Regions from separate parts of the Homo sapiens genome. Here region 1 is linked to region 2. A link is a contact called in ENCODE Hi-C data. All regions are on one chromosome and are shown on one strand. Each heading gives the region's core, a stretch centred on a gene start or an enhancer-like site at or near the end of the contact. The rest is flanking DNA. Distances are from core to core; before and after follow the strand shown. Region 1 holds the start of TMEM131L (transmembrane 131 like). Region 2 has its middle 16 kb from the start of MIR4453.

Region 1 (2,700 bases), core at 128-2,627, 910 kb after region 2:
ACGTTTATGCTAATCTACTTAAATGTTAAGTCTGGCCAAGCAATTAGACTATTTAACCTTGTTTGGAGTTAAATGCAGACAGTGTGTGAGACTGTGTTCACAGTACTGTATTACGTCTTTAGGAAAGAGGATCTAGATTTCATTTTGTCCTTCTCAGGATTGTGTCTGCTATGCAAGCACTGGTTTTCTATAGTCTGGCTTGTAAGGCACAAGGAGCAATTAAACAGAGGATTAAGGTAAACAGGTGTGTCCCATCACTTCCCCTCTTCATACTATATTGTTCATATTCTCTGAATTTCATACAAGCTACAGTGGAAGCAGTAAGTTAACTTTAAAAAATCATAAGATTGCCCATACTTCTAGGTTATGCAAATTGATTTCTGAATAAGCCCTTGTTTGCGACATCGCTGGTAAAGGCAGGATGTTAACTTAAAGAGATGCCAGATTTTGGACTTGTTAGTTATAGGCATCAAAACCTGGAACTAGGAAATGTATTTCCACGTATTACTTCCATTATCCTACTAATGTTAGAAACAGGCAACTAACCACATCCTCGACCCCAACCATATTTCAGGAGAGGCTGGCTGAATTTTGCAATATGATTCCAAAAGGGAGTATTTGCAGGGTCTTTGAAGCTATAAATCCCCTAGGAAGAGTCTTCCCCACCTGTCAGGACCTGGACAGTGTCCACAGAGGGTGCCGGGCGCACTACCGCCACGCGGCGCTGAGGTCTGCCTCTCGGGTTTTGGGAGAGCTCTTTTTATTCTAAATTACAGACTTTGCAGCCACCGGATATCCTCGCTGCATAACTGGCAGTGGCCATGTGGCTGCACTCGCGTTTCCTGACAACCACTGCATTATTTCCACTAATATCCTGTGTCCAAGGCCTCTCGCTTGGCGACTCCTCGTTCCCACCTCCACCGCCACCTCTTCCCTCGAGGGTAATCTCTCGACCGTGGCCCAAGCGCCTCGACAAAGCGGCAACCACCCAAAAGTTCATGAAAATGCACTTGGCAAAAGTGGGCCGCTAGTCCCCGCGGACAGCTCTAAGCGACCCCGTCCCAGCCGAGGAAAGCGCCCGGGCCCCGCAGAGTGCGCGCTGCGGGGCGGGCCCGCGGCCATGTGCTCCGCGCCGGGGCGGGGCACCCGCGGGTTCGCATTGTCCACTTTCCCCCGCACCCCGCCGCGTTCCGTCCCTCCCTATCTGCGGCGCACACGCGCTCAGAGCAAGCGGCGCGCCCGGGTCTGGAGCTGCAGCAGCTGCGGCAGCGGCGGGGGTGGTGCGGCGCGGGGCGGGGCGGGGCGGGGCGGGGCGGGGCGGGGCGGCACGGGGGCGGGCCCGGGGCGAGGCAGCTGGGGCGCCAGCGAGCTAGCGGCGAGCGCGGCGAGCAACGGAGAGGAGCGCGAGCAGCAGCATGGCGGGGCTCCGACGCCCGCAGCCCGGCTGCTACTGCCGCACCGCGGCGGCCGTGAACCTCCTGCTGGGCGTCTTCCAGGTCCTGCTGCCCTGCTGTCGCCCGGGAGGGGCTCAGGGACAAGGTCAGCCTTGCGCCGCTGGGCTCGCTCTGCCTCTCCACCCCGCCCCCGCTCTTTCTTTTAGGGAACTGCTGAAATCTATAAGAGGGCGAGGGGAGGAAAGGGAAAGGGGCAGGAGGAGGAAGGAAAGCTGTTGCGATTCTCCGCTGATAACATTTTCTGACCACAGCGTCCCGTCCCGCGCCTCTCTGCCCCGTACAGCTGGAGAGCGGGGCAGTCGCGGGGCTTGGGGACCGCTAGCCGCTCGCGCCCTGGAGCCTTTGTGCGCGGGCCCCTGCGCCCCGGGCGCAGCCCCCGCTTTGTGTGGCGCGCGCGGGTGCCCCGCAGCGGCCCGGCTTCCTGCAGCTTTGTTCCCCCGAGCCTGGCCGCCCAGGGTCCACACTCCAGATGCTCGGGCTGCGGAGCCCGGAGTGCCTCGTGGGGTGTCTTCACTCCCACTTCGTCCCCCCACCCCCAGCACGAGCACCCCGAGCCTGCCTGCACGCTGTCGCCTTCGCGTCCGAGGGGCCGCCGGCTCACACCCCACCCATTGTATTTTTATCCTTGGCTCGCCCCTGGGATGGCCTCTGTTCCCAGGAGGAAAAAGAGACGTGTTTTGGTGAGGCGGGGGGCACGGAGGGACGGTAGGGGAAACAGGAAGCGTTTCTTTAGCGTGCATTAAAAACGTGGTGTATTTTTTGGTGTTCCTGCAGCGATTGAGCCGTTGCCGAACGTGGTGGAGCTGTGGCAGGCAGAAGAAGGGGAACTCCTGCTGCCCACTCAGGTGAGGACGACCAGGTGACAGGGCGGCTGTGGGTGTACGAGGGAGGAGAGGCGGGGAGGCCCCCGGTCCTCCCCACCCCCTGTCCAAGCGGCACAGGCGTTCGGGCCACTTTGCAAGGCAAATAAACGTTAGGGGCCGAGCCTGAACACCTGGCAACGGTGGCCTTCCCGGCTCCTCCCACGCCATGTGACAGGGCCTGAGGCAGGCCGGCCCCAAGTTCAGAAGGTGGGAACCCAGGCCACCTCAGCAGGGAAGCGGCCAGCGGTCTGTTCGGCCGTGGGTGTCCTGGGTGCACACTGTTCCCTAAGTGAGCTGGTGCTGTGTGGATGGCAAGTGGCTAAGAGGTTGAGGACAACAGGAGTATTGATTTCATAAATGTTAGAGTGGTATTTGCCATTAGC
Region 2 (2,700 bases), core at 18-2,517:
AGAGAATATTGCCAGTACCTTAGCAGTCCCTGCATACATCTCTCTAGCCCCATTTTCTTCCCTTTTTTCCCAGAAGTAACCATTATTCTAGTTTTGTGCTCACCCACCTGTGATACACACACACACACACACACACACACAAATTTTCATTTTCCATGTTTTTTTTCACAAATAGGACTTTTTATTTGCCATTTTAAATGTCTGAGTGTTAAACACACTCTTGGACTGGTGGTTCATATCCATCAGCTCATTCAACTTTAGAACCTGTCTCTTCTCCAGTAGCTTTTCCAGAACTGCTACCTTCGCCATGAAGCTCCATGAGATTTCCCAATTCAAACTTGGTCTTCTTCAGCATTTTTACTTTTCTAATGAAGACATCATTGAGAGAATAAATAGATTGGTAAGCCTTATCTATGTCTTTTCCAATGCTGTCTGGAATCAATTTATTGACCACTTCTTTCAAGTCATTTCTCTGTACCTCTCGGGTCATGATTTCCATCATCTTCTTCCAGATTTGGCAGACCTGTTTGTGCTGAGCATAAGAGGTCTTCCATATCTGATTGTTATGTTTTTTAGTAAAAGCAGTACAGAATAGACAAAGCAAGTAACCGTCAGTAGTCTTGACATCAACATGAGCTTCAATCATGTCTGCCATTTTTTGACCATGGAACACATTCTGCCACAGGTAAGATCCATGCTATGGAAGTTAGGCAGTTTTTCCTGGACACCTTAAGTAATCAGCTTGAATTTTCTAAATGCAACTTCATAATTTTGCAGATCAGCAAGACTCATTTCAAACACACGACCCTTGAGGCCATCTGATGCAATTTTGGTTCCTTCAGTGCTGGTGACTAGTGTCTTTCCAATATTTCTTATGTTGAACATAGCAGGTGCTTTCACATCATACCAGTCTTTCTTAGAAACTAGATCAACTAGGCCGGGCATGGTGGCTCATGCCTGTAATCCCAGCACTTTGGGAGGCCAAGGTGGGTGGATCACGAGGTCAAGAGATCGAGACCATCTAGGCCAACGTGGTGAAACCCCGTCTCTACTAAAAATACAAAAATTAGCTGGGCATGGTGGCGCTCACCTGTAGTCTCAGCTACTCGGGAGGCTGAGGCAGGAGAATCGCTTGAACCCGGAGGGCAGAGGTTGCAGTGTGCCAAGATCACGCCACTGTACTCCAGCCTGGTGACAGAGCAAGACTGCGTCTCAAAAATAAAAAAAAAGAAAATAGATCAACCACTTTCTTCTTGGTTCCCCTTTTGCTGCCTTTCGTGAGGCACTTGTTCTTGCTGCTCAGAGAGCCAAAAGGCATTTTGCATATTTTCAAAATCTGAATGACTCATGTGTTCTGCTGGGATTCACTTGTTTCCTACTCAATATTAGGTTCCTAACTTATTCAGGCTGATACACGTAACCATAATTATATTGCCAGGGCCTCTGATGGTCTAGTACCACCAACCTGGCCGCTAGAATTCTGTTATTCCCATTTACTCTGGGGCATTTCTTACCATCAATCTTGATCTAGAGGACAAGCAGTTCTGAGCTTCTCAGAATATACTAGCATATTGCTTATCACTTTAATAAGGGAGTGTCCTCTAGGACCTCCCAGGGAACATTGTTGGCTGGTGGGTTCTCTGGTGTTACATAGTAAATGCATTCTTGGCCAGGTGCCGTGGTTCACACCAGTAATCCCAGCTGAGGGATTGGGATTTGGGAGGCTGAGGTGGGTAGATTGCTTGAGCCCAGAAGTTCAAGACCAGTCTGAGCAACATGGCAAAACCCCATTTCTACAAAAAATACAAAACTTAGCTGGGCACGGTAGTGCATGCCTGTAGTCCCAACTGCTCAGAGGGCTGAGGTGGGAGGATCGCTTGAGCCCAGCAAGTCAAGACTGCAGTGAGCTGAGATTGTGCCACTGCACTCCAGCCTGGGTGACAGAGTGAAACCGTGTCTCAAAAAAAAAAAATGCATTCTTACTTCTAATCTCTTTGAACTTGCTGACCTCTTCTTCATCTCTCTTCTAAGAAGTTCCAGCATCTCCATCTGATCATTATTTTCAAGTTTCAAGGAGCTGTTTCTGCAATGTATTAGGTACAGTTCTGGGCATTCTACCAGGATAGTGAGTCCCGTGTCACTGAATAATACACCTGTATTAACAAACTGTCCACTATTCAGTCTTATATTCTGCCCTCCCTGATTTGGCACCTTTAAGATTCATTTCCAGGAGAGTTCTCCCACTTCCTGCTAGTACCTATTTGCCAGGTTTTGCAGTGCTTTTGGTGAATAACCCCTTTCTTCACATAACAGTATTTCCTCGCTTGGCTCATAATAAGATTTCTCATTATTGGTCTAGAAGAAATGAAGAGAGGTAGGGATGGATCTTAGAGACAAGCATCATCCTGCAAGGCATTTGCCCTTGCTACGTGAGGCCTTGGCATAGTCTCCGAGCACCAGAAGTCTGATTTCTCCTAGCAAGGAGAAAGGCTCCAGAGTATTCTCACTCTCAGTTTTAAGAGGAATCTGGGGTTTTAAGGTCCTTGAGCCCATCTACCCAAATATCTCCATCGGAACTCTCAGGGCCCCTCTCCTTTTTCAGGTCCCTTGCTTTAGCATTAGAAATTTGGGGGCTGGGCACAGTGGCTCATACCTGTAATCCAAACACTTTAGGAGGCTGAGGTGGGTGGACTGCTTGAG

The links. A loop is a pair of places that touch in the nucleus more often than their neighbours do. Pooled maps may share reads with other maps.
Region 1: a pooled map shows a loop between it and region 2 (4-fold over the local background). The contact joins the promoter of TMEM131L here to the enhancer-like site in region 2. A Hi-C loop is called at or near these places in 5 of 37 single-sample maps with no recorded cell type and 4 of 50 pooled maps.

Annotation. Positions count from the first base shown.
Region 1 is chr4:153,464,983-153,467,682 of GRCh38, forward strand. TMEM131L (transmembrane 131 like) reads left to right here and starts at 1,378. Exons shown (of 35, transcript NM_001131007.2): 1 at 1,378-1,539; 2 at 2,229-2,299. The coding sequence starts at 1,416. RefSeq lists enhancers at 839-1,018, 2,389-2,700, 2,549-2,638 and silencers at 1,059-1,208, 1,249-1,348, 1,719-2,078.
Region 2 is chr4:152,551,069-152,553,768 of GRCh38, forward strand. It overlaps the pseudogene RPS3AP18. Among named protein-coding and RNA genes, the nearest start is that of MIR4453, 16 kb to the left of the region's middle. RefSeq lists an enhancer at 1,133-1,342. Within about 2 kb of position 1,268, at least 4 of the 41 ENCODE cell types and tissues checked have a DNase peak (open chromatin) inside an H3K27ac peak, as active enhancers do.